Linked DNA regions of Mus musculus: regions 2, 3 and 4 are each linked to region 1. The links are chromatin loops, found by intact Hi-C in ENCODE. Cell type or tissue: left cerebral cortex. All regions are shown on one strand. Each heading gives the region's core, and the rest is flanking DNA. Links, peaks and the distances in the headings are about the cores only.

What was found. A loop is a pair of places that touch in the nucleus more often than their neighbours do. Peaks named below come from ENCODE experiments on the same cell type or tissue, not always from the same donor. Only the 100,000 strongest peaks of a DNase experiment are listed, where the experiment ranks them.
Region 2: it touches region 1 in a loop (2.7-fold over the local background); 4 of 42 quality-filtered maps call a loop at or near these places.
Region 3: a loop joins it to region 1, with 7 times the contacts of the local background. A loop is called at or near these places in 35 of 42 quality-filtered maps.
Region 4: it touches region 1 in a loop (3-fold over the local background); 15 of 42 quality-filtered maps call a loop at or near these places.

Annotation. Positions count from the first base shown.
Region 1 is chr15:12,081,044-12,088,888 of GRCm38, reverse strand. No RefSeq gene overlaps it. Among named protein-coding and RNA genes, the nearest start is that of Gm34759, 4.5 kb to the right of the region's middle. In left cerebral cortex, for the core only: a CTCF peak has its summit at 3,790 (motif pointing right); DNase peaks (open chromatin) are centred at 3,806 and 4,512; H3K27ac peaks cover 1,466 bases.
Region 2 is chr15:11,738,244-11,746,088 of GRCm38, reverse strand. No RefSeq gene overlaps it. Among named protein-coding and RNA genes, the nearest start is that of Gm34501, 13 kb to the right of the region's middle. In left cerebral cortex, for the core only: no CTCF peak of the experiment used is centred there; a DNase peak (open chromatin) is centred at 3,989.
Region 3 is chr15:11,968,031-11,975,875 of GRCm38, reverse strand. It overlaps 1700047G03Rik (RIKEN cDNA 1700047G03 gene), which reads right to left. Exons shown (of 3, transcript NR_040447.1): 3 at 5,793-6,406. Among named protein-coding and RNA genes, the nearest start is that of 1700047G03Rik, 4.9 kb to the right of the region's middle. In left cerebral cortex, for the core only: a CTCF peak has its summit at 3,846 (motif pointing left); DNase peaks (open chromatin) are centred at 3,817 and 4,903.
Region 4 is chr15:11,987,497-11,995,341 of GRCm38, reverse strand. It overlaps Sub1 (SUB1 homolog, transcriptional regulator), which reads left to right. Exons shown (of 5, transcript NM_011294.3): 2 at 1,481-1,553; 3 at 4,261-4,383. The coding sequence starts at 1,482. Among named protein-coding and RNA genes, the nearest start is that of Sub1, 4.6 kb to the left of the region's middle. In left cerebral cortex, for the core only: a CTCF peak has its summit at 3,464 (motif pointing left); no DNase peak of the experiment used is centred there; H3K4me3 peaks cover 645 bases.

The DNA of each region.
Region 1 (7,845 bases), core at 1,253-6,252:
AACTTCTAAATCTCACTTTCTCTGTGTGTTACTGGCCACTTGGTGCTCTGTCCTTTGATATAGCCTCTTATATTTTCTTTGGGTTACTTTCTCTTTTTCTTTCCTCCTTCCTTCCTTCTTTTTCCATTCTCTCTCTCTCTTTCTTTCTCTCTCTCTCTTCTCTCTCTCTCTCTCTCTCTCTTTCTTTCTTTCTTTCTTTCTTCCTTTCCTTCCTTCCTTCCTTCCTTCCTTCCTTCCTTCCTTCCTTCCTCCCTTCCTCCCTTCCTTCCTTCCTTCCTTTTTTCCTTCCTTCCTTTTCTTCCTTCTTTCTTTCTCTCAAGATGCTCTTTTACATAGCCCAAGCAAGCCTCAAACTTGCTATACAGCAGAGAAAGTCCTTGATCTTGCCTCTTGCTCGACAGTCCTGGGATTACAATTGTGCCCACCATGCCTGCTTCAAGGATGTCCTCCATCCGTACTCAGGCCTTTGCAGGGCTGAGCTGCATCGGAGACACCCAGGAAACGCATCTAGCCTGTTCACTACCAGCATTCATTAGACATTGCTCCTGCGTCTCCTGGAAACCTGCCTTCTTCGCTCAGTCCTCACTTTATTCCAGCTGGGGCGACACTCAGTCCACCGAGCTAACGCTGGGCCTGCACCATCTGCTCACCCTCCGGTTCTGGGCTTGCTTTGGTGGCTCACATTTTCTGCAACCTGCATTTGACTTTCAGGTCTTGAATGACTTTCTTCTGTCTTTTCCTGGAACAGTTGGGTTTCCCTGGACTTCCGTCTTTTCTGTCTTTTCCATCTCCTTCAGGAAGCTTTGAGTTTAGGCAGAGGTCCTTCTTGTCTTATCTGCACCGTGCACCACACACTTTTCCTCTTCAGAACCAGGTTGGTTTTTCCATCACTGGAGAAAAAAAATCCAGGACTTTAACACGATACTCAAGCATTTGACCACCAAGCCACATTCCAGCTAACATTTGCTTTTGTAACAAAATCCTCTATTTCGTCCCAGAGATCAAGACATAAAATGGGTGAGTTCCAAGTTTTCTGAAAGTACTTTCAGATGAACAGCGCTAGCAGTAAGTGAGCATTCTGTGGCTAGCTGTGGCCTTAGTGCATTCTTTGTTGCTGCATCACAATACTAGAAACTAGGTACTTTATCACTCCTAGTTCCGGAGCTTTAAGCACGTACTGCTGACATTGACTTGGTACTGGTGAGGGCCTCCTGGTAGATGTCACAGCTGCATTAGTGTATGGAGAAGAAATCACAGGGAGCCAGAGGCATAGCAGTGGTGGGGATCAGGGGCCAGTCCTGCTCTGCTAATTAACGACTCCTTAGATGAGAGCTACCCAAGATACCAAGGGAACAGATGAATCCTTTCCAAAGTTAATGCTCCAAACAACTCAGTTTCTTCCCAGTAGGCTCCGCCCCTTGCAGGTTCTATCATCTCTCAGCATCAGCACACGGACATCACACCTTCACTGCACAAAACTGGGGAACAACCATCGAAGGAGCACATTTGAACCACAGCCAAACCAGAGCGTATGTTACCTATTGAAAATGCTTGACAGGGGCCAACAAGATGGCTCAGTGGGTCCACGTACCTGCTGCCGCCTCTGACAACCCGAGTTCAGTTCCCCAGGATCACATGGTGGAAGGAGAGAGCTGACTCTGAATTCCACGTGTGAGCCACAGTGTGCGTGTGTGTGTGTGTGTGTGTGTGTGTGTGTGTGTGTACATTAAGCAAATCAATAAATGTAGTGTAAATAGATGAAAGAATGAGTATTTAAAAAAAGAAAATCTGAGTGGAGGGAAAGGAAGATGGCAGCAGACATGAATCAGCTTGGCTATGACCAGCCTCAGGTCGTTATGATATCATAATGTGTTAGATTAGTGGGTTAATTTGTCTAATCTAGGTGGGCAGCTTTTAACATTATCAATTGATTCTGAAATTATTGTATTGGCATCTTGTGTATTGAGAATTTATTGATATGTAAGTCTGATTGATTAACTATTTAAAAAAGAAAATGAAAGAAAAGGAAAGGAAAGGAAAGGAAAGGAAAGAAAAGAAAAGAAAAGAAAAGAAAAGAAAAGAAAAGAAAAGAAAAGAAAAGAGAATCCTTGCCTAGGCTGGGTTATGACTCAGTTGGTTGCGTACATGCACAAGGCCAGGCACTGAGTAAAGTTGTAATGATGGTGCATGCTTACAATTGTAAAATTCAGGAGATAAAGTCTAGAGAATCTACCAGAAGTTCAAGGTTATCTTTGGCTACATAATATCTGATGCAAGGATGTGTTATACGAACTCGTCTCCAAAACAGTATCAAGAAAACACTTGACAAATCTTGGCCTTGTATTGTGATTTTCTTTTTCATGTGGTTTATGTTTGTTGTTTTCTCCCCCCCTGGTCCCCCTTTATATTGAGGGGCACAGGGTCTCTGTCATTGGTCTTGTTGATAAAAGAGTTTAGAAGTGGATACAAGCCCTGTGTGGCATCTTTAATCCCAGCACTCAGAAGGCAGAGGCATGCTAGGCAGTGGTGGCACAAGCCTTTAGTCCCAGCACTTGGGAGGCAGAGGCAGGCAGATTTCTGAGTTTGAGGCCAGCCTGGTCTACAGAGTGAGTTCCAGGACAGCCAGGGCTACACAGAGAAAGAGAAACCCTGTCTTGAAAAACAAAACAAAACAAAATAAAACAAAACAAAGCAAACCAACCAAACAAAAAAGAACAAGAACAAGAAGAACAAGAACAAGAAGGCGGCAGAGGCAGGAGGATGTCTTTAAGTCTGAAACCAGTCTGGACTACATAGAGAGTTCCAAGACACTGAGGAGTATAGAAAGACCTTGTCTCAAAAAACCCACCCCCCTCCCCTCAACAAATGGATACAGAAAGGTACATGATGACAATTTACTGGAGTTAGAAAAGATGACAGGTCAGACAAGTCAGAGATTTAAGTAGCTGAAGGAAGGAGACAAATGGGAAAAAGAAATTAAGTGTTTAGTTAAACCAGAGGCTCTCAGCCTTCCTGATGCTGTGACCCTTTAATACAGTTCCTCATGTTGTGGTGCCCCAAACTGTAAAATTATTTTTGTTACTTCTTCATAACTGTAATTTTACTCCTGTTATGAATCACAGTGTGAATATCTGCATTTTCCAATGGTCTTGAGTGACCCTAGTGAAAGAATTATTCGACCCCCCTAAAGGGGCGGCAACCCGCAGGTTGAGAACCACTAGTTTAATAGAGTGCAAGCAAGAAGATACACTAAAGAGGAAAGGGGACTATGACAGGAGAAAAAGAGCTCTCACACTAAGTAAAGGTTACAGATACAGAGGCAGTTACAGTACTCAGCAGATAGAGGCTCCTGCCACCAAATCTGGTGACAGGAATCCAGGCCCTACAACTCTCTTGTTGGAAGGAAAGAGTCTGGTTTTCCTCTGACCACTACCCAAGTGCTGTAGGGTGCGCGCGCGCGCACACACACACACACACACACACACACACACACACACACAAATGCATCCTACTGGATCTGTTTAATGTTTCCTGTATGTATGAATATTTAGGGTTGACCACTTAGAATTGGATAATCTGTCACGAGGCTTGTGTCTGGAGAAGGTGGCCATCCATTTCCTGTAAGATCTGTGACACCTCACCTCCCAAATCGTCTGAATACAGCCTGAGGAGGCTGTTCCTGCAAAGCTATCCCAGAGAAAAGTTCTGTGTGGATGTTGACTAGAAGAGACATGAAATACAAAACCAGAAAAACCTAAAAGTCTCCTATTGTACATTGTAGTTTACCTCCAGACCACCAGGGGGTGCATGGGTTTTGGTCAAAGACTTGGGCTGTGCTGGAGTAAGGTTGAGGGAATTTTTTCCAGGTCTGTGTAGGGCAGGTGAGGAAGTGGTTGTGCAGCCTCTTTCTATGAGCCATGGGAATTAACCCTTTGACTGGCAGAGTGGGATATGTCTTGTCTGATTTTGGATGCTGTCGGCGGCCACTGTTATTAAGACACCGTCAAGATAGAACATTAAGCAAATGTGCTTATTTTTGGTTACTGATGCCTTCGTTTGAGCAGGTTTCTGATGCTTTCTTCTGTGTTTCCTTTCAGGCCCCATCCCTGGTCCAGGGCAAAGCCTGCAAAAACGGAGTATGAGAAAGATTCACAAGTCATTCTCAACTTTGCCATCAGTGATGACCTCACAGAGAAGGCCAGATACCTTGGTGTACAGAAAGAATCACAAATGGCACCGAAATTCCTAGAAGCAAGGCTCCATCTTGCATTTGTTGCTTTTGTCTGTTCGGTTTTAAGGTTGAGAGCAGATGGCCTGGCTGCATCAGTAACAAATGAAGTCAGAGCTGACTAGGGAAAAGAGCTGCAGAGCCAAGAGGGGAGGGAAGCTGAGCTAATATCCCCCACCCTACATCTCTCTGGGGCACTATTACTGCAAATATAGCCTCCCTCCAGCCCCCACCGAGCCACCTGGAGGAGAGCATGTAAAAATAGAACTTTCTGGACTGCATCCCAGCGTGAACATCTGGACCTCCAGTCTTGCTCCGCTTGCATTTTGAACGGAGTTCCCACGTGATGTCTTATGGATAAACATGGCCTGTGGAAGGAGAGGTAAGCCTCCTGGGGTGTGTGGGAGGGGAGACCGCTGCTCAGGGTGATACTGTTGCATCAGGCTTCAAGCAACACATCCCAGGGAGGCTGCCCTGTGTAAAGCTAAGTGACCAGAATCCGGACCTGAGGGGCTAGGGAGGAGGTGTGAGATGTTCAAAGCTAGAGTGTGAGCAACATGAGGAGCCATCAGCAGGGTAAGTGGGCCACAAGTTCCATCTTGTGTTTTCTTTGATTGGTGGTTTAGTTCCAAGAGCTCTGGGGGTACTGGTTAGTTCATATTGCTATTCCTCCTATGGGCCTTCAGACCCCTTCAGCTCCCTGGGTATTTCTCTGGCTCCTTCATTGGGGACCTTGTTCTCCGTCCAATGGATGACTGTGAGCATCCACTTCTGTATTTGTCAGGCACTGGCAGAGCCTCACAGGAGACAGCTATATCAGGCTCCTGTCAGCAGGCTCTTGTTGGCATCTGCCTAGTGACTAGGTTTGGTGGTTGTTTATGGGGTGGATCCCCAAGTGGGGCAGTCTCTGGATGTGGCTCTAGCTGTATATGTAGCAGAGGATGGCCTAGTTGGTCATCAATGGGAGGAGAGGCCCTCGGTCCTGTGAAGGCTGTATGCCCCAGTATAGGGGAATGCCAGGACCAGGAATGGGAGTGGGTGGGTTGCAGAGCAGGGGGAGGGGATAGGGGGTTTCTGGAGGGGAAACTAGGAAAGGGGATAACATTTGAAATGTAAATAAAGAAAATATCTACTACTACTACTAATAGTAATAATAATAAAGAAGGGTAAGTGGGGCCTCTGCGAGGGAAGCTGAGCCATCCCTGCTCTGTGCCACAGAGAAACTCCCAGAAGCCCAAAGCAATGTTGAGCGATGCTGGTTGTATCAGCAAACGCCTGTGAATACCCCCTCTTGCTCCAGAATGTCTTTTATATTGCAGGCAAGCATCTTCCTTAATTTTTCCCTCCTAGCTCTTCCCCACCTTCAGCTTCACTTGAGTCAGATTTTGTTTTGTTTTTTTAATATTCTTTTCAAATGCCCGTGGGGAGGGGGAGGGAGAGATGAAGCTTCTATCGAGAGTTACAGGGATTTGTGTATTCTTTTTACAACGTTTTGACTTCTCTCACTCTGACAAATATTTTCATTTCACTTTGAGGCTAACCTGGTCTATCCAGCGAGTTCCAGGCCATTGAGAGAAGCAGCGGAGAGAACCTGGAGGAAAACTTAGCAGTGCATAGGCAACTGGAGTACAAAGGATGGAGACCTCTAGGTTGTTTGCACATCTGGAGCATGTGTTACATCCATACACGCTGTTACCTATGGGCGTGATGCTAGGCAGGGTAGCAGTGTTCCAGTCCTCCCCACTTCCCCCTGGCTTCTCTCAGATGCTCAGGCTCGATCTATGCGCCCCACCCTCCACTCCACTCCCCTGTCTCCCTTGCCTGCGCTCTACTTGTCGTAGTCTCTCAAGGACCCCGGTTGAAGAAGATTAATCTCCACACTTGTTCCCAAGGATTTTTGTGGCAGGAAAAGACAATGTGAACAACGGGCTATAGGTTCTGTTTTCGGGTTCTCCAGAGAAACAGAACCAATGGGCAGTGTGTGTGGGGGGTGTTTGTGACTGTTCGGAAAGAAAGAGAAATAGAGATAGAAAGGCAGAACCAAAAATTTCTCTGGCCCACACATTTGTGGGGGTTGAACAGATATGAAATCGACAGCGTAGGCGAGGCCAGGAGGCTGGAGACCAGAGAAGAACTAACATGACAGCTTGAGTTTGAAGGCAGTCCCGAAGCAAGAATTTCTTCCTTAGGGGATCACGGTGCTTATCCCGTATGATTCTCAGTGGATCAGACGAAGCCTACTCACGTTTTAGAGGATAATGTTTTATTCAGAGTCTCCTGATCTAAATATCAAACACATCAAAAGCGAGTTCGCTTCTTGATCAGAAGTGGGATACTCTAGCTCAGCCCAAATGAGACACAAACCGACCATCACAGGCTCTTCCGTTCAGTCTGCCCAGGATACAGCTCAGTTTTGCTTAAATGCAACTGGCCAAACCATATCACATATACTCGTGTCACTTCCAGAGGACACGAACACGTAAAGCAGGACAGCAGAATATTTGATGACAGTCCTAAATGGCTGTCACACTCATCTCACTGGGGTGGTGGGACCGTGTTCTAAGCTAATTCAGATCTTTTTTCCCCTGGGCTCCCTTTGTGAGGATCATGGGAGGGCATCTGGACCTCATTTGCCATCTCTTCAGGTTGGTATCCTCACAAGACATCCATGTAGCCTCTGTAACCTGCCTCCCGAATACTGGTTTACAGTGCTCCCCATGCCTCCCACATCCTGGTTTACGGTGCTCCCCATGCCTCCCACATCCTGGTTTATGGTGCTCCCCATGCCTCCCGCATCCTGGTTTATGGTGCTCCCTATGCCTCCCGCATCCTGGTTTACGGTGCTCCCTATGCCTCCCGCATCCTGGTTTACAGTGCTCCCCATGCCTCCTGAATCCTGGTTTACGGTGCTCCCTATGCCTCCCAAATCCTGGTTTACAGTGCTCCCCATGCCTCCTGAATCCTGGTTTACGGTGCTCCCCATGCCTCCTGCATCCTGGTTTACAGTGCTCCCCATGCCTCCCACATCCTGGTTTACAGTGCTCCCCATGCCTCCTGAATCCGGGTTTACAATGCTCCCCAAGAACTAGGAACCCTCACAGTCATATCAGAACCTTTCTGGGGCAAGATGAATTATTCTGCTTTTCCTGGGTTACACTAAAGCACAAGGAACTCTTGGAGGCTCGGGTGGGAAGGGCCGTTAGCTGCTCTTCAGTATGTGTTCTCTTCTGTAGAGGTAGAAGGACATTTAAATTTTAGATTCATGTTCAGAGTAACCATTACACTTCTCAGACTTTTTTTGCAGAAGCCTGTCTTTCTGCTATCTTCCTTCTCTTCCCTCTTTGGTAGAGCCATATGAGCAGAATCTGGCCATTGTTATAGACTCACACCAGACATATACAACAACCATTAAGGGATCTTATGAGTAGAGGGGCGTCTTTTTTCCTTTCTGCTTCTTCTCTGCTGCCTTGGACATGGCCAAGGTAACTGGAGAATGAACAGTCCCTTTGGAGGATGAGGGGACCTGGAAGAGTGGAGGCTACGCCTAGTGGAGCAATGTTTGGAGCGCTATATCTGCTTCTGGGGAGGACTTAAAAGCCTCAACTCTTACATGTTCA
Region 2 (7,845 bases), core at 1,575-6,574, 340 kb after region 1:
AGTTTCTGTAATCTGAGAATGGCTCTAACTTCAACTGTCCCCGCACACATTGCTTTGATAAAACTCTTCTTCCAAGGTGGGCATATCCTTCCACATTGATCCACATCTCCCTTTCTATACGTGTGGCCACCCAAGCTTTCTGTTCCACTGTTTGCACTGTTACACTGGTCAGCTATTGCATCCCCACACCAGCTACTCCAAGTAGTTATCAGGGCATTGCACACTTGCCATTTCAAGTGTGGACTTGGTCCCTTTCCATCTGTAAGGGAGCAGCAAAGACTCGGCTGCAACGTGGAGCAGAGCTGTAGCAAAGGCTTGGAGGGAACAAAAGCACAACGTGATTGTTCTTGGAACCAGGACAGATTTGGTTTCTGCAGAGAAGGAAGTTTATATAATTTGAAGGCCATCTACAGGGACGAGAATATGGAAGCATCGTACTTTTGCAAATGAAATATCTTATGACTGTGTATGCACAGTCTAAGCCTCCTGTAGGACCTGTATAGAGCAATACACCTAGACATCCATCTGCATCAGCCTCACGGTTTAGTCACAACTGCTTCCAGACGTTTTCATTCCCCAACTCTGATGACTCACATGGTATAACCGTGTTATTGAAGCCTGACGAGGGTTTTGAAGCCCCTTTTTTGATAGCCTGAGAGCTCACATCCCAGTCTCTTTAGGACAATGTGAAAAACAGCCTGTTTTGTGTTCTTCCTGTCCACTAACCATGTGTTTCTGAGACGGTGCAGAGAGTGTTTCAGGAATAACACTGCTTTTCAACATGGGGATGTACATATAAGAAGCTGTTCACATTTTCAAACTCACGGTCTTGTTAATGGACTCTCCTTACGTGCCAGGGCCTCTTCCAATCTAACAGGCTTTCCAAAGAACTGTTTATACAGTTCTGCCTTCCATCTGCTTGACAGGAATTTCTCCCAGTACTAAAGGAGGCCCTTCCTAGAGATAAAAGACATTTTCTTCTGAAATACCACAGCCGCTTTCAAATGCCCCGAGAGATAATTGTGTAACTTCAGAAATCTAAGCTGTAATTCTCCCAGGATGCTCTACACATTGTATAACAACACTATCTATTCACGGGGTAGTCTGAAAAGAAAAGCCACATCAGCAAATGTGTTTCACAGTCTTGAAGGACTCCAGATGTTACAGTTGGACACACAGAGCAGGACACCTTCCAGTTAAAAGCATTAAACTATTGACAATTCTCTATTTCTTTTATTAGTGACCTTAGGGATGGTAAATTAGCACCCACAAATAAATGTTCCTGAACCAAAATATCAGCCAATCCCCTCTGCTATTTTATCCACCTGAAGTGAGTGAAAACAACTTAGGAGTTAGTGAAGAAGGAAAGGGCACAGACTCAGCCATAAACAAGTGTAAACTCAACAGATTCACAGAGCCAATATTAAATACCCAAGGCAAGATTTAAAATGCTTATAAGTATATAAAGGTAATTATTGAGGAAGCTAGATAACATATATTAAATGGTTTCTGCAGAAACCATAGCATGTATATAACCCAATACCTTAAAAATCATCATTAGTCTACAATGTTGGCGTTAGTCCCAGGCCCTGTGATCTCATTAAAGGAGGAATGACTGTATTTGCTGTCTGCCCACAGGGTGTAGTGCAGTGGCCAGCAATTTAAAGACATGCTTCTTGTGAAATATGTTTTCCTTTTGTTTGTTACCTAGTTTAAGGTCTCAAACCCAAGTCTTTTGTTGACCATCGTCAAAATATTTACCAGTCCAGTTTAATCCATGACCTTTCCCACTAAGAACTTTTTTTTCCTGTCGATTTTTTTAAAAAGAAAAGAAAATGAGTGGCAAGTTTCAGTTTCAATTCAAGCTATAAAGGTGTCGGCCTTCATGTGCTTTTTAAAAAAGATCTGTTAAATACGCATAAAGTTGAATAATCTTATGAGACTGAAAAATAATCTAAGCAAGTGACAATGATGTCAACAAAAATCACACATGGAGTGTTGGGAAAGTTCAATCACATACATGCTGGGTCAGAATAATGCTTGACTAACTAATTCCAGAGCAGAGAAGACATAGACAGCATGCTCCCTGATACAAAGCAATGAAGCAAGAAATCAATGAGAAAAATCTACATACATGCTTCTTAAAGCGTTGATAATGATAACCCATTCTAAAGGGACAGTAAAGAGTCCGTTGAAATTCAGCTGGCTCCCCCCACCTCTGATATCTTTATTTTTGTCCATCCATTTTATTTAAATGCTTGAAGGTAGGGATAGGATAAGGATGTCAATATGATCCGATGTCTTCCGCATCACTACAAAGCCCCTCCCTGCTGCTGCTTTTGCTCGGCATGTACTTTTATTATCCAGCATATTCTTTTTGCTCAGGAAAGAGGCCAGCTGGTTGTTAATATTCTGATCATCAACCCATCTTTGCAAACTAATACGGAAGGATGTTCAGCCATTGCAGAAGTTGGGTACAAGTAGCATTGGCATTTCATCTAGGCTCCATCCCATAGTTACCTGGCAACAGCCAGGTGTGCCTGACTCACTATAAAAGAGGCTGCTCGCCCCCTCCTCACTCTCTTACTCTCTTGCTCTTTCTCTTTTACCCTCTTTCCTCTCTGTCCCTCCTCTCCTCATTCCCCTCCCAGCCTCTTTCATTTCAGGCCTCTCCCTCCCTCCCTCCCTCCCTCCCTCCCTCCCTCCCTCCCTCCCTTCCTCCCTCCCTCCTTCCCTCCCTCAATTCCCCTCCCCATGGGAAGAGATGCCTCAGCATAGGCCCACAGAGGCACCCCCCCCCCCCCCCATCATAACAAGCCTCTACCAAACATCCCTGGCTTCTTCTTCTTCGTTTATAAAACACACCAAGTCGGCTCTGGGTAAAAGTCATGCTTGTAATGACTTTGGAAAATTTAGGGATACACATATATTCCTAGAAACAGTGGCTACTACAAAGCAGACATCTTATTTAATCTTCATCCTGTCTGCCTGAGGTAGGTATTATGGTCTGATAAAGAAACGAAAAGCATACGGACCTTAAAGGACTCCGTCACTGGCTTTCTGTCTTCTCACAAACCGGTCCTTTCTTTTGTGCTTTCTTATAAGAAACCAGGCAGTGTCAGTGAGTGGCCGGGGGACTTAGGGTAGACATTAACTAAAATTTGAGGGAGGAACATAGTCTTTTTTCCTACTTTTTAATGTGAACGTCTTGATTATTTAAATTTTGTTTTACAAGGAGCATATTGTATGTTTTTTTTTCCCTTAAAAAAATTATCGGATAAAATGAAGGAGGAGTCGTTAATTCGTCCTGGCTCCAAAAGCTTATTCTTGTGACAAACTCCATTGGAGCTATGGCCAGGAACTAGCAGTACCCGGTGAGCTTAGCGCTGTTATGAGAAAATAAAGGCCCCATCTGTATCAGTAATGCTTTGTATTTCTTTAGCACCTAATCTGAAGTTGTCCCTAAAGCTGAATAAACAGTCATTTATCCTCAGGGCACCCTGCGAGCTCCCTGGTGTGGTCTGGGAGGGTGTAGGGCTGAGTGATGATAGCCCACGATTAGTTAGCTTTCTGCCCACACTTAGGGATTCCAGCCCCTGGAGGGAAATCACTTCAGCTCTGTGTGCCTCCTCCCATCACCCTCAGCTAAAAGCATCATCGTCTCGGAATAATTCTTGGCCTCAAAGGGATGCTATTAATTAGCCTAAATACTAAAGGGCAGGACAATGAATGCCAGTTGTTCAGGATGAATGGATGGGGGATTTTACCCAAATCCTATAGCTGGCAGCTCTCTGGGAGAAGAGTGAGGTGACTTGCAGCCGCCACAGGAGAAGGCAAAGCAGAAGGAACAGCGTGGCCACTGTCCTGGTGTCACGCCCCCTCCTTTAACCACAGCGGACCACGGTCCCTGCCTCCACTAATTAGAAATTACTTCAGCACATAAACAGGCACTTTACAATGTTTTCTTTTTACGACGGGCCCCATGCTTGCTTCTCCTCTCCAGTGGCAGAAGGAACCAGCGCTGGCTTCCCACTGTCCCCAGCTCCTTTGCCGTTCCACGCCTACTCAGCCACAGAGAGAGCTGCAGCCACCCAGGCCCAGGCTGGGAAGAAGTCGGTAATCGGCCTTCTTCAACACGAATCTCCAAATGGCCTAGAGCTCTCAGCCACTACCACAGTCTTCTTTCTCCCTTCTCCCTCCTGTTCCTCCATCAGTAAGGTTCAGAAGGTTCCTTTCATAGAAAGCCTCAGTAGTGACAGGGCACTCTCCCTCAGAACACCCTTCCCATACACCACTCCATCCAGTGGTGAGTGATAACAGCGCTGTTTGTGTTTAATTAGCCCTTGGGTTACGGGCAGTTTGTGTTGAGGGTGTGGCTGTTTTAGTTGGTTATGGAGTTGACAGAAATATATGTGTATTGATGTGGGTCCCCTGTGTGTGCCCTCTCAGCGCGCTGGTCTGAAAACTCAACAGGCCCTCGTTCTACTGCCTGTGGAGGCAAATTATTGATACCTCCAGGAACTGATTCTGCTCCTTAAGACCGGAGTGATAATGCGACTTCTTAGGCTCTAAGTACCCACCAGGGCAAGGGTCGACAGTGTTTGTCACCCCGTTGCTGCTCTGCTTCCCAGAACTAATCAGAGACCAGCTTTGGAGACGACTGCCTGGGCAGCTGGCTCCATGCCCTGACCCGAGTGTCATCTGTTTATTTCCCTTATTTTTAAAATCATGTCTCTCATAGGATGCATGTCATGGCTTATATTCGTAAAAAAAAAATAACTAAAATAGAAGCATGATTATAAAGTAGTGGATCCCTGAAGGCAAACATTACAGAATGGACGCTCATCTAAATCTGTCATCCCTTTCGAAAGCATCCCTTTTGAAAGTTAGTACACACAATCCCAAAGTGGCAGTGTTTAGTAAGACCTTTAAGGAATTCTTACTTGAGGCGTGATATGTGCAACTAAAAGAAAATGGTAATTTTCTTCATTTAAAATTAACACATATCCATATTGAAAGCCTTGATTTTCTTGTTCTTCTAATTTAAACTTATAGTTAAACTTAGAATAAGCATGGCTAATCTCTCTCTCTCTCTCTCTCTCTCTCTCTCTCTCTCTCTCTCTCACACACACACACACAATACAGAATTCATGTAAAAGGTTTCTCTTCCTAATCATATTTTTTGCCGCTCGAGTTTTGCCCGGATGAATCCTTACTCAGTGGTGATGAATCTTCAGCCTGAGTATAATTTAGAACTTTGGAATTTAATTCCATTATACTGAATTCAGAAAGTATTTATCGAGTGTGTTTGCATGCAAAGGACCAATTAAATAGAATAAAGATTAACAAGATACGTTCAGATTGATTTTTTTTTTAAAAAGCAATTAGCTGATTCCAAAGACGATACAGAAAAGACTTACAAAGTATTTGAACAATTGCAAGATCGTTGGGGTAGGTGTCCTCTCCACGGTGTGTGAGTGTATGTGTGTGTGTGTGTGTGTGTGTGTGTGTGTGTGTGTGTGTGTGTGTGTGTGCATGAAGGGCACAGAAGAGACAGCTGTGTAAACTCTTGGAGTAATAAGAAAATGAATGCAATGCACACAATTTGCTGGGTAAGAGTATTTTGTGGCAAACTGTAGCAGTTTTCATTGCTCCGAAACAAAAACTAGGCTGATATTAAAACAAGAAACTGGTTTCACGTCTCAGGTTTTCTTTGATAGTCTTGGTTTATTTCTGTTGTCTTGCTGGAAGTCCCAACCAGGACCTACTTTTCCCCCCAAAGATAAGTGGCCTGGAGGATCAGCTAATTCTGTGATACTGACAAGGACAGTGGTGTTGCCTCTGACTCTCTACAGGGAACATTTTTGGTTAGTATAGATAGCTAGGCCTGTTGGTATGCAATGGACTCTTGGTCTCTTTCTTAGTCTTCTCTCCACCTTTCCTCCACTGGTAAAGAAACACATTTCAATTTCCCCAAGGGGGAAAAAAAAATCAAAGAAGCAATATTCAACCACAGTTTCTTATGAAAGAAAGGCAGACTAGGTCCTAGGGAGACGGCTCAGAGGGTGAGCTTGAGGTGTGGGCATGAGTACATGCATTTGGATCCCAGTTGTCCATGTCTATACTCTAGTGCTGGGAATGAGGGTGGGGGCAGAGCCAGGCGGATCGCTGGAGATCACTGACCAGCCTGCTCCCCAGCTTCAGGGTTAGCGAGATCTGCTGCCCCAAAACATAAGCGGTGGAGAGTGGTGGAGGAAGAAACCTGGTATTGACTTCTGATCTCTGCATGTGCATGGACACACACACATACAGAGAGACAGAGAGAGGGAGAGAGAGAGAGAGAGAGAGGAAGAAGAAGGAGAAGGAGAAGGAGAAGGAGAAGGAGAAGGAGAAGGAGAAGGAGAAGGAGAAGGAGAAGGAGAAGGAGAAGGAGAAGATTAACATAAGAACCAAAAGTAAAGTATGTACTGAGATGGGTATTCTGTGAAGGGTGAAATACCTAAGACCCCCCCTAAGGAAATTTGATTTTTTTTTTCCGAGACATGGTTTCTCTATGTAGCCCTGGCTGGCCTGGAACTCACTCTGTAAACCAGACTGGCCTCGAACTCAGAAATCTGCCTGCCTCTGCCTCCCAAGTGCTGGGATTAAAGGTGTGCACCACCATGGCCTGGTGGAAATTTGATTTTAAGACCTAGATCATTTAGAATAACCAGGATGCCTGAGAGTTAACTGTGGCCTTACTATATATATATCAACAGTAGACCCTGGGGATTTATCTATCATCACAATGCCTGTCTTTCCATGAGCCACATGGAGTTAATAACCATATTGTCATAGGCTTTTTTTTTAAAGGTTTGGTAAGCATAAAAAGTAACGAGCTTCTCTATGATGTTTTCATATATGTGTATATTTGTACTTTGCTCTTACTTGTCTCAGGATGGTTTTAAAAATTAAGTGATGTCATATTTACTACGTCTAGCACACATACTGAATGAGGTTACTCCTGATCAATAAGATGGTCATTTATGAAATAGTCACAAAGAAACATTGGTAAATAATATTACATACATATCTAGTAATTATTGAGTAGGCTTGGGAATTGATTTATAAATCAGGTGCTATTCTAGACAGCAGGAATGAAAAAAAATTCTTGCACTTTCATCTGGAGGGAAGAAAAGAAATATTAACCACCTAGTTACAATTAAAGGACACTAAATATTGAACTAGGGGACCCACACTAAAGAGGCTTTCTGAATTTAGAGCAGAGGTTCTCAGCCTGTGGGCTACTACCCATTTGGGTGTTCAAGGACTCTTTCACAAGGGTAGCCTAAGACCATTGGGAAACACATATTCACTTTATGATTCACAACTAGTAACCTTACAGTTATGAAATAGCAACAAAAATAATTTTATGGTTGGAGGTCCCCATAACAGGAAGAACTGTATTAGAAGGTCACAGCATTAGGAAGGTTGAGAATCACTGGTATAGAGGATCAGGAAAACCCCTGTTCAAGTGCCACACGGGTCTTGGCTAGAAAGGTGTAGAGAAAACCCAGGTGGATTAAAATAAAGTCAAACAGCCTCTATGCTTTAGTATCTAGTTTTGCCAAACAAGGTCAGATTGGTGTGATCACTCTTAAGACAGTGCTCCCATAGATCTATAGTCAAGTCCCCCGTGGAGATGATATAGAGTGCAGGACAGAGCAGGAGGTGAGCTCCTGATACAAGGGCGCTTATTTGTCTGATCCCCTAAGTTTCCTGGTTCATTAATAAAGTAGAAACACAGCCCAATGGGCCTTTGTGTAAAAGTATGATTGACCTGGGCAGTACCTAGGGTTCAGCTCT
Region 3 (7,845 bases), core at 1,182-6,181, 110 kb after region 1:
TGGACCTAATACTTTCAGGGGGTACACATGTTTTAATGTTGCTTACTATTCTCCATGGTCTCTATGAAGTCCTCTCCATTAGTGAGGGTTCTCTAGAAAGGCAGAAGGAAGTAAGAAAAGGCTTACTAGGAAACCTGCCTCACAAAGTCAGAGGTTGATTTTTAAAAAAACAAATCAATCAACCAACCAACCAACCAACCAACCAACCAACCAACCAACCAACCAACCAACCAACCAGGAACTCACTATGTAATCCCAACTGGCCTTGAAACTTGTTACATAGATCAGGCTGGTCTTGAACTCACAGAGATCCGCCTGTTTCTGCCTTCAGAGTATTGGGATGAGCATCTGCCTGATCATTGAGCTTTAAGATCCTACTTAGGACCACAGACTGGAGAAGCAGAGAAGCAAGGCTAACAAGGTTGAAGGCCCTACGACCAGGGCTAAGGGTGAAGCTTTCTGGTCCAAGGCTGGAGGGCTAAGACCTAGAGTTGCCATGTCCAAGGGCAAAGGAAGATGGTGTTCAACTTCAGGAGGAGAAAGGGGAGCGACAGAGGAGAGCATTCATCCCCCACCTATGTTTTTGTTAAGCTGACTTACCCTTTTTCAGAAAGAGAACCTTCCTTCTCTTCTGGAAATGCTGCCGTATTTAACTAACCAACCAACCAGGATCTTTACGGTGGGTGAGCGTAGGATGCTTTCTGGAACCCTTTCAGATTCGCTCTTAACTAGCGTATTTAACTAGCGAAGTGAGTTAGTTACTCCTACTCTAGTCCAGTAGACACTGCAACCAGATAGCATGACCTCGGTAGACCTAGTAACTATGGTTAAGTAAGTGGGATTAAAATTTTAGACACTTCATTGGAATAAAGGTGTGTAAGGAAAGGAGAAAATAATCACATAGAAATAAGAGTTAGAAACATTTATGACATCTTTGAATTACTCTCCCAGTGGTTGTAGAGCAGCTGTGGACCGGGTCAGGGTTGGCTTGGCTGTCAGGGCAAACACTGGTTCAAGTGACGACTGTGGTTGGAAGGAAGATGGGAGCTTTTGGTCTGGGAACTTCAAACCTCCCACAGGAGCAATTGTCACGCCTCCCTTTTCCCCTTAGCAAGACATATCCCAGCAGCTGCCGTCCCTTCAGTACTGGGACCTAAGGTATTACTGTAGATAACGAAAGAAGGAATGCTAAGCTTTCTCCATTCTGTACTGAAGAACCTTGGGAGTTTTGTGAGCCTAATGCCTCTACTAAGGAAGTAACACCACAGATGGCCCCTCTGACTTTTAGTCCAGCAACATGGCTGCTCTGGCAAGGGATCACATCGAAAGACCTTCGAGGTCTGTGATCTGGCTGGACTACAGACATGCCCTTAGTACACACCTTTAATTCCAAAGAATGAAGGTAAGGTTGGTTTGTAGACGAAAACAGCCATGTTTGAAAGTGCTGTATAATTGAGGGGCAGACAAAGTGACAGGTCATAGAAGGATTTGACAGAATGCGTCAGAGATAGGATATACCCAGCTCATACAGGAACAGCATAGGAGAGGCTACTTAAGAGCAGAGAGAGAGAGAGAGAGAGGGGGAGAGAGAGAGAGAGAATATGTATGACAGTTTTAGAGTCAGATTACAGAGAGAACAAGGTAGACATAAGTGAAAAACAGAAGGAGCCAGAAGATTAGAACATTGCCAAAGTTGGTTTGAGGCCAAGCAGAGCAATTCAGGCAAAAGCCAAGAGAAGCTGGATGGAATCACTCAGCTTGGAAGATTAGATTGTACAGAGGCCGGAAGCTTCAATGCCGAGACTTAGGGATAGTTAGAACAGAGAAAGAAATGCTCCGGGCTCAGCCCAAGCCGTGCCTTCACACAGCTTGGGCACAGCTCTCATCTCATTCCTTGACCTGAGGAAATAAAAGTGACCATTACACTAGTGTTGTGTGTCTTTTTGAGACAGAGTCTCATGTGGCTCAGTCTGGTCTTGAACTTGGTACGTAGTAGAGGAGGACTTTAAACTTCTGACTTACACCTCCACTTCCAGGGTGCTGGGCTTATAGATGTGCATCATCACAGTAGTTTATGTGCCGCTCGGGCTTGGGGCTCTGTGCATGCGAGGCAAGCACTTTGTTAAGACAGGCAAACCCTGACCCTTACGCTTCACTGTACTAGACACTTGGACTCTTTTTCCCACCTCAGTTACTTCGGGCTTGGTTTTACATTCATAAACTCCAAACCTATGAGAAATTTGAACAAATGGTTATAGGAAACCAATCTGGCTTCAATTTATGACTACTTTACGATGAGGTATACAGCTTGCGAGTAGCCAAATGGAAGGGTTGGCGGAGCATCTTTGTCTTCCCTGAGGGCTCCCGCTCCTGACACCATAGTATTCGCCAACACAGGTCTGGAAGTCCGTCCCCACCCCCCCCCACCCCCCCCATGTAGTACATTTGTAGTACATGAGAAATTTGAACAAATGGTTATAGGAAACATATTCTTCACTCGTTAATTCACAATGTTTTTTGTCTTGCTGTTTGAAAATAAATTGTAGATATATCTACGCACACATGTATGCTTCCATGTTTCCACTGAAAGAGTTTGGAGGTAAAGTACTTTTCCAAAACCGCCTGTAGTGGTTTGAATGAGAATGGCCCCCCTTGGGCTCCTAGGTTTGAATGCTTGGTCTAGTTACTGAAGCGTTTGGGGAAGGATTGGGAGGCATGGCCTTGCTGGAGATAATGTTACTAGAGGTAGGCTTTGAGAGTTCAAAAGCCCAGGCCGATCTCAATCTCTCTGCCAGATGCAAGCCCTCAGCGATTGTTCTAGTGGCATGCCTGCCTGGGCTAGCCTTTTCTTCTTTTGAGACATATTTGTTGTGCGGCCCGGAGTAACTTCACATTCACAAGCCTCCTGCTCAGTCAACCAAGTGCTGAGAGTTCAGGTTTGCCCTGCTATGTCTGGCTTCAATTTATGACTACTTTACGATGAGGTATACAGCTTGCGAGTAGCCAAATGGAAGGGTTGGCGGAGCATCTTTGTCTTCCCTGAGGGCTCTCGCTCCTGACACCATAGTATTCGCCAACACAGGTCTGGAAGTTCCCCCCATGTAGTACATTTCTGTGGAGTGCCTTAGTTCTTTCCCCTTTAAGGTGATTAGACACTCTGGCAAAAGCAACTTGAGGAAGAAAGGGTTTGTTTTAAGGTTACAGTTGGCAGAGTGTGTTCCTACCATGTTCAACCCGCAAGCTTGGTTGCAAGATTACCTGAGCAAACCAGGTGGAAGTCAGTGAATGTGGAAGTCTGAAATGTGGCCAGGGCAGATATACAGGCAGGAAATGGGACTCCTGGTCCCAAGCGCCAGTTGGAAGCCTTATTGCAGGAGGTGGTGGCACACTTGACTATTGGCAGGTTCCATTCTCCTCCCTGTCTGGTGCAGACGTCTTTGAGGAAGCGTCTGTTGAAAAAGGTCTTGATGATTTATAAAAGCATCAGGCCGAGGAACTACTGTTGCTGATCGTCAGGTGGACTCTTCAGAACTCGATTCTCTATTTGTGACTGGAAAATTTGGACTCTTCTTGCTTTTTTTTTTTTTTTTTTTTTTTTTTTGTAGCGCCAATAGATGTTTAAACATAGGTGTGGCCTATGAATGGCTGCCTAGGAAGCCAGACGTATCGTGAGCTATGAATTAATACTGTGTACAGGGAGTTTCTTGATGGCTTTGGATCACACACTCAAGAGAGCTCCGTGCAAGGAAATCTGGAAAGTTCGTGCTGTGTCACACTTGAGACAGCTCTACCGCAGCTCAAGGAGCACGCAAGCAACAGGGAGACGGTCCTGCAGCACCACCTGGTGGCTAGGAAGGGGATAGAACGGTGACCACACTGGTCAAACTGGTGAAATAGATGATTTCCAGTCAGCTCGGGACCAGAACAAAACACAGCACAGAACACAACAAATATTAGATGAAAAACAAATAAACAAACAAACAAAAAATAAAGACATAATTTTTATTATTAAACCTGTCAAACTTTAACACTTCAGTTAATATAACTTCAATAAAAAAAGACAAGGAGGGCTGGTGAGATGGCTCAGTGGTTAAGAGCACCCGACTGACTGCTCTTCCAAAGGTCCGGAGTTCAAATCCCAGCAACCACATGGTGGCTCACGACCATCCGTAATCTGAGATCTGACGCCCTCTTCTGGAGTGTCTGAAGACAGCTACAGTGTACTTACATATAACCAATAAATAAATCTTAAAAAAAAAAAAAAGACAAGGAAAAAGCTGACCAATTTGTTCATAAAACGGATGGGAAAGTTGGAGTGTAGTGGCCACATCTTCATTATAAACGCTCTGATGTGATTTTGAACAAATGCCATAAATATAAATATTGCTTTACAGTAACAAATGAACTTGTTTCTTTTTAAAATGTATCTAAGTTAGCTGAGTTTGGTGGCATATGGCTGTAGTCCCTGACATTTAGGAAGCTGAGGCAGTGGGACTTTGAGTTTGAGGTCAGCCTGGGTTACATAGTAAATTCCAGGCTAGCCTGAGCTACAAGAGGAAGACTGTCCAAAAAAAAAAAAAAAAAAAAAAAAAAAAAAAAGCAAACCTGGGGAAAAGATCCGTTATAAATTAAATTGATGACGTTTCCACCTATGGGGATAACGTATGTTTTAAAAAGCATGGCAAAGAAATTGGCTCACAGGGTAGATTTAGCACAAGCTGAAAACACTTTAAGGGCATCCTTAGCAAACAGAGTATTAATTTTAAAATTTTATGTAGAACGAACAAGTCAGGCTACATGCATTTTCATAAGTCATCTCTAATCTTGGATCAGCCAGCTTGAGTAACTTTTATCCAGAATACACTTGTCTCTCCTCAAGCTCTAACTTTGCAGGAGTCCTCTATCCCTGTTAGATTTTCAAGTGAGCGAGACTCAGATTATGTGGCGTTCATTTAGCTTTAGTGCGGTCACGGGGTAAACCACCCTACTACACTTCTCTAGCGAGGCTGGCTACTTCCCCAGCTCTGCTCCCCAGATACTTGCTGTTTGAGTCTTTCTAGGCTATTTCTGCTCCAGCTGTCTGTCCTGGCAGACCCTTTGACTCTGGCGCGTGTTCCTGGTCCATCGAGTCTAATGGAGCTCTCCTCCTCTCCCTTCTTCTTTCTCCTCTGTGCTCTCTCTCGCCCCCTTTCTCCTTCTCCTCTTGGTCCCTGCCTGTGATCCCTGCCTGGTAACTAAAACCCTGCCGCCTCCTACTCTCCCCAGGAATTTACCACTTTTATTTAACCTATAGATTTAAATTGGGGAACAAGGTTTACCCAACAAAGGCTGGCATATGTGGGAATTCTTGGGGCAGCCAGATCTTGGAGTACAGAATTTAGCATTTGAATGCACAGCAGCACCAGGCCACCCCCAACCGTTACTTGTGTTGGTTCTTAGATATTATTTGCCACTGAAAAATATGTTGTGTGGAACTCTTAAAATAATTGAAAATACTGAATAATTGAAAATACAGGAAGATAAGTGATGAAAAGATGAAGCTAGGGACACCAGGGGCTACACTTGTGAATTCTCAGCAACCTACTGACTAAACATGGGCTGGTTACAGAAGACACAAATAGACATGCTAACTTGGGTGAGGTTGGGGTGGTCGGGTGGGGTGGCCCAAGAAGATCCAACCCTACATGAAGAACTACAGGCTACTCTACGTTGCCGAGAGAAGGAAGAGCACGCCTGCTGGCTATCCAATACCGTGTGGTCAGCCCTGAAAAGCATATATACATGTAACATTATGCAGACAGAACAGGTTGTATTTGTATGTTTAGTAATATATATGCATAAACATATTTGCATGAAATGACAGTTAATAGAGGAAGGGGGACCATTTTCTTGAAAGTGAGCAAAGAGGGGTATATGGGAAGGCTCAGAGGGTGGAAAGGGAAGGGGGAAATGATGTGATTATAATCTCAAAAAAAATAATAAAAAATATAACTGCTGCTAGCTCACTCCCTTAAAATGTATGAAGACATCTAAGGGAAGAGTATTTAAGACACTCAACAGACCTTCCCGGTAACCACGCCCTCTCGGCCCACCACTGTCGCTGCTATGATCTGGTGCTGTGGCCTCACATGGGGAGTGAGTATTCTGGATTTCGAGGCTTTTATTCCATTCACAGGAGTTTCTCTGTATCAGTAAAACACTGTGAGGCTGACACTCCACGAAGAGGCAGTGATCATGTTGGCTCTCCAGATGGAATCCACAAAGAGACGGGCGTGAAGCAGCGCGGTTTTCAGGGGCTCAGAAAGCCTCATGTGAAAATTGTGCCGCTGATAGCTGGGGAATCAGGAAAGGCAGACGGACTCTATGACTTCGTTGTTTCCTCCTCATAGTCTGAGGTGAAATATGACTGGAAAGAAAAAAAATAGCTGATTAGACTGGGAAGTATCCTTCCGTGGGGGAGCTTATTAGAAATACAGATTTCAGGTCTCATCCTAGGCTTCCTCTGTCAACACGATCACCAGGTGATGTGGGAATGCCTTAAGGTTTGCCAGTGCTGTCTTGGAGAAAGTTGAGCAGACGGTTTAAGAGAGAGCTGCTGGGCCTGGAGAAACAGCCCAGAGGTTAAGAACACTGACTGCTCTTCCAGAGCTCCTGAGTTCAATTTCCAGCAACCGCACGGTGGCTCACAACCATCTGTAGTGGGACACACACCTCGTCTGGTGTGTCTGAAGACAGAGAGACAGCGTACTCACATACATAAAATCTTTATAAAAAAATGCAGCTGCTGTTGTACCGTGGGTGGCAGCTTCCTCTTTCAAAGCACGTTAAGTCCCAGCGGTACCCCGTGGTTGGATGGATGGATGGATGGATGGATGAGTAAATTGGTGTATACCCTGGCTTACTTATCCCCCCTTAGCGGGACTATGGACAGAGTGGTTTATACAAGGGATCTATCTAGTTCCTGGTCAGGTGAATGGACTCATAGTTCACCTTACTTCACTGTTGTGGCTAACTCCATGCACACCCTTTTTTTAATCAAAAAAAAAAAAAAAAAAAAAAAAAGGATGTTTGCTTGTTTGGTGTGTGTTCTTGATGCCCAAGAAGCCCCCCCCCCCCAAGAAAGTGTATTAACTCTCTTAGAACTGGAGTTATAGTTGGTCGTGAGCCATCATGTGGGTGCTGGGGACTGAACCCCAGTTGTCTGCAAGACAGCCTGTGCTCTAAATCACTGAGTAGTTTCTCTAGCCCCCTTCATGTGACCTTTATAAAGAACTGGCCATTTATTCTGCAAGATGTCAGTGTGTGTGTGTGTGTGTGTGTGTGTGTGTGTGTGTGTGTATACGAGATATGTTTCCTTGTCTAGCCTTGGAATTACAGAGATCCACCTGCCTCTGACTCCTGAGTGCTAGGATTAAAGGTGTCACCATGCCTGTCCCACACAATATCATTTTTATAGTGTGTCTTGGTTAGTTTCATGTCAACTTGACACAAGATAGAGTCATCTGAAAGGAGGGAACTCAATTGAGAAAATGCTTCTGTAACACCCAGCTGTATGGCATTTTCTTAGTGGTTTCTTGGGGAGGGCCTAGACCGTTGTGGGTGGTGCCATCCCTGGGCTGGTGTTCTGGGTTCTATAAGAAAGCTGGCTGAGCAAGCCATGGGAAGCAAACCAGTAAGCAGCCTCCCTCCATGGCGTCTGCATCAGCTCCTGCCTCCAGGATCCTGCTCTGGTTGTGTTCCTGTCTTGCATGCCTTTAGTGATGAACGGTGCTGTGTAAGTGGAATAAACCCTTTCCTCCCCAAGTTGCTTTGGTCATGGTATTTCATTACAGTACTAGTCACCCT
Region 4 (7,845 bases), core at 887-5,886, 93 kb after region 1:
CCAGCCCCGGGCACCGACTGGTCGGTCTATAAACTACGGTCACCCCTTTTAGTTACCTTTTGCTCGAATTACGAAGCCCCCCGCCCCCCGGCCTCCAAGAAACCACCCCAGTAAAGCCTCATTAAAGTTAAAAGTCCAAGTGTAGGGAACGGGGCTGGCTTTAGTTCCCAGTAACAAACATTGTTTTCTTATTGGGTAGATTTAGGTTAGATAATGACGTGGTTCTTTGAAGTAATTTTAGTTCCCCAGACAGCTTTTCGTAATGGGAGATAGATATGGCTGGCTGTTTGCAAGCGAAAGATTTGTTTATGTGCAATTCCCTCTCAAAAAACAGGCTTTGTGTAGTTGTGTGACCGAGCTAGCTTGGGAAACTTGATTTTGGAGGTCGGGTTGTGAAATGGAGCAGTAAGAGGAAAAGCGAAGGGACTGGTTAGGAGCCTTCTCCCTCCTGAGTTTAGGTATTACCTCTAACGGACTGGCCAGTTGTGTAGAGTCGTGGGCAGGATTTGGGTAGCTCACTTTTGCCTTGACCTCCTATTTTGCACATTGAATGCCAGTTTGGTCTTTAGAGAGCTGGGTTATAATTTTTTTGATGTAGGAGGTAGGAATTGATGTATCTTTCTTGAGCATTTACAGAATCTTGTGTTTTTTAGGACCTTTAAGCCATGTAGAAGTTAGTAAGTTTATTTAGATGGAGAGAGCAGAAGATAGTTTGGTAAATAGCTTTTGCTACCTGGTTTTACCATTTGGTGTAAGTATCTTGAAAAGTAGTTAGGACCTGCCTAAGGACTTCTTGAAATGTGGGTTAGACGAGTTGTCTGCCCTTTGTTTTATGCAGTAAATAAACAGCAGGCTCTGCACTGTGTGCCTGTCTGGTGAGTTTTGCCTTGCACATAAAGCCTTCACATTTTATATATTTCCCTAAGTAGAAAATCAGTGCAAAATTATTGTGAATTGTGTATAACATTGTGAACTCCGATTGTTGCCTGTTGTTTTGATAGTGTGGCCACAAAGTAAAAACTAGTGTATACAGAACATGTAAAAGATGATTTATAAGGGCAAAATTAATTAGGTATTATGCTTACATGGGCAAGCTGTTTATGTTGGAGCTGGTCCCCTCAATGTGAGTGGAATTATGTACATTTCTCTTGATTTTACGGTCATTATTCTCAGCTGCTTTCTTGTAGTCTACCCACAAACTTTATAACCTGTCTAAAAATCAGTTGTTAAAAAGGCCCATTGACTTTGAGAAGGGTGAAGGAATGTGCACATGGCTTTTATTTCTTTTTTCTGACTGGGTTCAGAATAATTGGCTGTGCTTGTTGTTTGCAATTTAGACATGTGTTCTGTGTAACGACTCCAGTACCACAAAAAGGCAGAATGAGCTGTGGAAGTTAATTTTTTCTTTTGGTCTGGGAGAGCTAAGATGAAGGTACTAAAACACCTTGTAAATTATTCATGTGATGTCTTTTTCTTTCAGAATGCCTAAATCAAAGGAACTTGTTTCTTCAAGCTCTTCAGGCAGTGATTCGGACAGCGAAGTTGAAAAAAAGGTAACTTTTACTCTACCAAGTTCTTTTATAGAACAAAATGTATGGTGCATTAATTGCTCTATAATGCTGACATTGAGTTTTGAAGGGAAAGGCCTGTCAGTCTTTTAAAGTAGGTTTTGCTATGCATCCTAGACTTCTCCAAACACCTGGGATTTCCCTGGGGGGTGGGGGTGGGTGGGACGCTGGGATGGTGTTACCAATGCTGGGCTCAGAATGTGAGAGAATCTACAAGGGTAATTTTGTAAAGATAAATGACTGATGGATTCCTTGAGTAGAATATTAGATTCTAGTCTCATCTGCAGGACTTACATCAGATTTAAGAGGTCTTTGTGTTGTACTTGGGGTTCAGCCTGGCAGCCCAGTGCATCCTAGGCAAGTACTTGCTATATCTTTAGCCTTCTTCTTACTTTTTATTTGCAACAGGGTCTCAGTAAGTTGTTGGGCTGACCTTGTACTTTTGTCCTTCTGCCTCACCCTCAGGATTAGGGACCCAGCTCAGACTAAGCAAGTCCTCCATTGAGCACCTCTAGTAACCAAGAGTCAACAGAAATGCTTCATTAGACTCTAGAGCACTAGAATTCTAATGAGACCAAAGACACTACTTATCATTATTTAGAAATTCGTGTCATTCAAAAATCCAGTTGATCTAGCCTGCTGTGGCGCCTCGTGTGAGTTTGATCTCTGTTCTTCCACATGGTAGGAGAAGAGACCCCATTATACCAAGTTTGTCCTGTAACCTCATGTACCCACATACAGGCACCACACGTGCAACAAATACAAACTGATGGTAATAACATTTCCAAAGCTCTGTCTGACCTACAGGTATAAGTCACTATTGGGCTGCATGGATTTTTGAATGAAAACATTAATGTTGATAGTTTCTCAGTCATTGCTCCTCTTCAAATTACTGAATTTTAGTTTTGGTACATTTTAACTTTAAAAGTTATTTGCTTTTAGTAAATAAAGTCATCCAACACAGCAAATACAAAATTACCCATTTTGTCAGAATAAGCTTTTTCTGTGTTAGGTGATCGTTGTTTTGTCAACTTCATTCCACTCAATTGATCACAGCAGTGAAGTGTGACAGAGCTGTTCACCTTGTGGTCAAGACTTCCTTCCACACCGCTGTGTCTTAATAGAAATTTATGTCTGAATAGACATTCATATCCTAGAAATTGAACACATTGTATTCACCCTTATTTGTTTACTTGCTTTGTTGAAAATAAGTAATTAATGCACCTGTGGTTTACAAAGTGTAAAAGCAGCAGGCAAAGCTAGTTTTATAGTTCACTTGGTAGAGTGCTAGTCTAGCACTCAGGAAGTCCCAGGTTTGATCCCCTAGCCATGGGAACGGAAGCAGGAGGGTCAGAAGTTCAAGGTCACCTGGGATAATGGGGACCCTGTTTTATTTATTTAAAGCAGCAACCCCCCCTCTTCTTAAAATTTTTTTTAAAAAAATTTTTGTTATTGTTTAGGTTTTGTTTGTTTTTTTGGCCTCTGTACTCCCTAAGAAAAGGGAGCTCTATAGGAAAACTTAGGAAAGTTGGAGCCTATAAATGTACAGATAGACTGTAGTATCATTTATAATTTTGAAATAAGGCTTCAAACATCATATATAGCTGTACTTGAAGTCTTTTCAGAACTTGTAGAGTGTAGCCTCTAAGAGTGAGTGTCACTGACACTGAGGTTACTTGCTGCGTGCACCACTCAGAGGATTGTGTTTTGCTTAGCTGACTGTGTAGCTTGTCTCACAGTACTATTAATTCTGTAAACATTTACATTAGGTGCTTCCATAGTTTTCATTTCATAGCATATTATTGCCCTAGCCTCAACAAATTTAATATACGTTTAGTAATATTAAACTAGTTTGTCCTTTCCACTAAGAAGGAACATGCCTGCCCTCTACTGTTTGGGCTGGAAACTTAACATGGGTTTTTAAAAATTCTTATTTTTTTAACTTTTCGCTCATTTTGAGAATGAGGTCATATGCAATTTTTTTATACTAGTGCTAATTCTAAAATATGGGGTTGAGTACACTAGTCTTACTACTGTCCATCATCAATTCTTAGTGCTGAAGAAGTTTTTGAGTTGTTGATTTTCAGTGCCTGGTATAAGATAGTAACTTCCTTTACCTAGGCATGCTTTTTTATTTTTTCCTCCTAAGAGTTAAATTATGTAGCCCTGACTGGCCTGGAGCTTGCTATGTAGTCCAGGCTGGAAGCATACATTCTTGAGAAAGTACAGATACCTTTTGGAATAGACAAAGAATTAGTAAGTAGTCAGTTTTAGTCATAAATATGTTGGTTTTGTTTGTTTTTTTGTTTGATCTTCAGCTTTCCTGCCTCAACCTTAGTCAGGGTTACAGGATATACCAGTATACTTTGTTTTTAAAAACTTAAAATAATAAGAGGAAAGCTTCTGGTGGATTTGTGGTTTCCAAAAGTTTATACAGAAGTTATAGGCTGCTTGTCTTTCTCTTTCCAGAGAGTAGTGTGTGGGTTCTAGTTCACAAGATCACTGTTTTAACATCTGAGGAATCTTTGGGGATTTTGAGAGTAGAGTGTAAAAATACTATCATTAGTTATGTGAAGACTAGATTCATAGTTAAAAAATTTTAATGTACATATTTTTCATAAGTCAAAAATTTGAGTAACTTTTTAATGAAGTGTTTTGAACTTCACAAGTGTGTGTTCTTGCCTGTTTTAAGTTAAAGAGGAAAAAGCAAGCGGTTCCAGAGAAGCCCGTGAAGAAGCAGAAGCCTGGTGAGACTTCTAGAGCACTGGCATCCTCCAAGCAGAGCAGCAGCAGCAGAGATGACAACATGTTCCAGGTAGAGTCGGAGGGCACTGAGTCCAGTGGACAGATCCTGATCTGAGCACACCAGTCTTCCCTTGTATAGTCCTCTTGACCAGAGTAGAAAGTGAGGGTAATTTGTTCAATTCTGGGCTATTGGTAAAAGCCCAGTAGAAGTCTAGTTTTACTATATTTAAATGATACAAATCCAAAGGTCACAGAAAGCCAAAAAAAGATTTAGAACTATATATTTGGGAAGCAAATTTGAGTAAGTAGGATGAGTATTTGACTGGAAAGTGTAAATTTGATAGTATTTGAGAGAAATGGCATAACTTAGGCTTCATAAGAAACAGAAGGCTGGGGACAATAGTGTATGGGTACAGACAATGCTGGGATAGCGTGTTTAGACCAGGAGTCTGAGCTTAAGGAAAGGGGCATCGGAGAGAATAGATGGAGTGAGATGGGAACCCCAGGGAGGGCTGCTGGGTGTCTTGGCTTTATTAAAGTGTTTGTAGCAATTCAGTATTTGCTTCACTGCAAACACTGATCGGTGAGATGAGGCATTGTAAGTAAATAATGCTGTGAGATTATGGAGGCAGTTATATAGACTTTCATTTGTATTGATAAGGGAGAGAGTGATGATTACAAAGACGGTGATGAAGAAAGACCAGCTGTAAGGTAGACCTGCCAGCAAATGTGGCCACTGAGGATCTCCTGTAGCGCCTGGGGGGCTTGGCTGGGAATTATTCTTGTTGGCTTTTACACGTGCTCGACCAAATAGCCAACCACCAAAGAACACAAACCAAAGAGAGGAGGCGATAGCAGCTTATGAGAGATTTGCAAATGAATGATGAGAGGAGAAAGGATGTAAGTAGATAAAGTGGTGAAAGAAAACTAAAAGTAGTAGAAGAAAGAAATAGACAAAAAGAAAATGTAGATTAATTATTTAGTTATAGGTTTCAGTTCTTCGACTTCAGTATAGTTTCGGGGCAAAGGTTGGTTTGATAGAGAATATAGGTGAAGGTATGTGATGAGGAATGTAAAAGAATGCTGTTATTGCTTCAAATGGATATTAAGTTGGATGCTTACAGTGCTCTATTTCATTCAGGCTTTGCCAGGTCCTAGTAATCCATGTGGAATGTGATCTGTAACCTTGTGGAATTTAAGGGAACCATGATTACATACGCATAGTAAAAATGACAATGGGTCCTGAGAAGTAGTGAACAGATTGAGAGAGTAGGCATGAGAATCTCATTAAAAAGATAAGGCACCTAAATCTTAAAACGTGATCGGTGCGGTGTGTGGACAAAGGGAGCATTTTCAAGAGCAGGAAATTGAGTTAATACCTTGAAGTGGGAAGGAGCTCGGGTTGTGTATGAACTACAGAGCCTGTGTGGTTGAAGCCTGGGAAGTCTTGCTGATATCAGAAGTCTGGTGGAGATCTTCCAGGGCTATTTGACTTAAGTACAGCGAGTAACTGGGGCAGGATAAATATATAATTGACTAGAGTATTTTGTAGTGTTTGTAAAGAAGGGCTTTGGAATATCCAGTTTCATAACTGTATCTTGGCTTTCTTTTACCATCATGCTGTGCGCTTTCCTTTCTACCTCTGGCCTGATGGGGTGGGGGGAGTCTGAATTGAGGGTCTTTTTGTTTGTTTTGTTTTTAATAGCCCTAGCTTACTTGGAAGTCACTATATAGAATAGGCTAATTTGAGTTTTTAGCAATCCTCCTGCCTCTCCTCAAGAGCAGAGGCTGTAGACATGTATTACCATGACTTTTAAAAGTTGTTTTTTGGTAGAGATTTTTGAGAAATGGGGTCTATTTTTAGGGGATGACTTTTTTTTTCTCACTAGGAAAAAAAGAGCTTTGGTTCATTTTTTGTTGGGTTTCTTGAGACAAGGTTTTTTTGTATGGCTCTGGCTGCACAACAGAGCTAGTTTTAGACCCACAGAGATCCACCTGTAGCGTACACCTACAGTTTTGCCTTTTATGAAGACTTTTGTCTCAGTCAGTGTTCTGTTGCTGTGAAGAGGCACTATACAACTCTTAGAAAAACATTTTCTTGGAGCTGGCTTACAGTTCAGTGGTTTAGTCCCTTGTCACCATGGCAAGAAGCGTGGTGGCAGGTAGGCAAATGACTTGCTGGAGAGTAGCTGAATTCCACGGGCAGCCGGAATGGAGAGACACTGAGTGTGGCTTGAGCTTCTGAAACCTCAAAGTTCACTCTCACTTCCTCCAAAAAGACTGCACCTACTCTGACAAGGCCAGGTGTCCTAATCCTTTAAAATAATGCCTCTCCTTAAGAGCCTAAGGAGGCCATTTTCATTCACATCACAACAGCGGCCCTTCCTTTGAATACTTTGGATCTTTCCTAAATAACTTGGTGAGTTTATTAAATGCATGCCCTATTTTTGGGCTGCATTCTTAATTCTTGTCCTATGTCTGTCTGCTTTAGTACACACTTTCCTTACATGTACTGAATCTAGAAAGTGGGGACATTCAAAAACCACATAGTTTGTGTTAAGCCACCAGTATAAATAAGGTTTTTTATTTATTTTTTAAAAATGACAGGGTCTCGGTATGTAGGCCTGTCTCTTAGCTACAGTTTTTGTTGCTGTAAAAGACACTGATCATGGCAACTCTATGTGTAAAGGAAAACTTTTAATTGGGGCTGGCTTTTATAGTTTCAGAGGTTTTATAGTCTTCAGAGGAAGAGCTGAGAGTTCTGTATCTTAATCTGAAGGCAGCAAAAGCTACTGTGAGCCACACTGGGCATAGTTTGAGTATGAGACCTCAACGCCCACCCCCTACAAGTGTGTACAGTGTTGTAAGATACTTGATCACACTGTGAACCCTGAGATTGTATTTACTGGAAAAACCTGTTTTTAGTTGTGTGGCTCAGCCTTAGCACATACCTTTAGTCAAAGCACTTGCTGCTTGAATATTGTAAACAGGATTAAACAAAGTCAACCATAGGTCAAGAGGCAGAGCAAGTGACAGGAAGTGAGCATAGGATCATTAAGAAACGTAGAGGACAAGAGGAGTCAGGAGGACAGAAATGCACAGGAAGGAGAAGGAGGGACATTGAGTTTGAAGGAATTTGTTTGACATGGCGTGAGAGAGAGGGCATTCTGGTGGGACTTGGGCTAAGGAGGAAGGTTAGTCAGCTGGGTGCTTTCTCTGCCTCTCTGAGCTAGCAATTTTCCACCCCAGCACCTGGCTCCCAAGACTTCATTGGTAAAATCAAATAAATGATTGTGATTTTGTTTTGTGTGTTTTGCTTTTTTTTTTTTTTTTTAAACCAACAACAGTACACACTTCCTCCAATAAGGTCATATGAACTCTAACAAGGCCACACTCCCCAATAGTTGCAGTCCTGTGGGCCAACCATTCCAGCTCATTGGTAGCTAGCTGTTTCTGTTCAGCCAGCACACCCTTGGTAGCCTGGAGCTTGCTATGTGTAAACCAAGCTAACCTTGAACACAGCTGCCTGTTG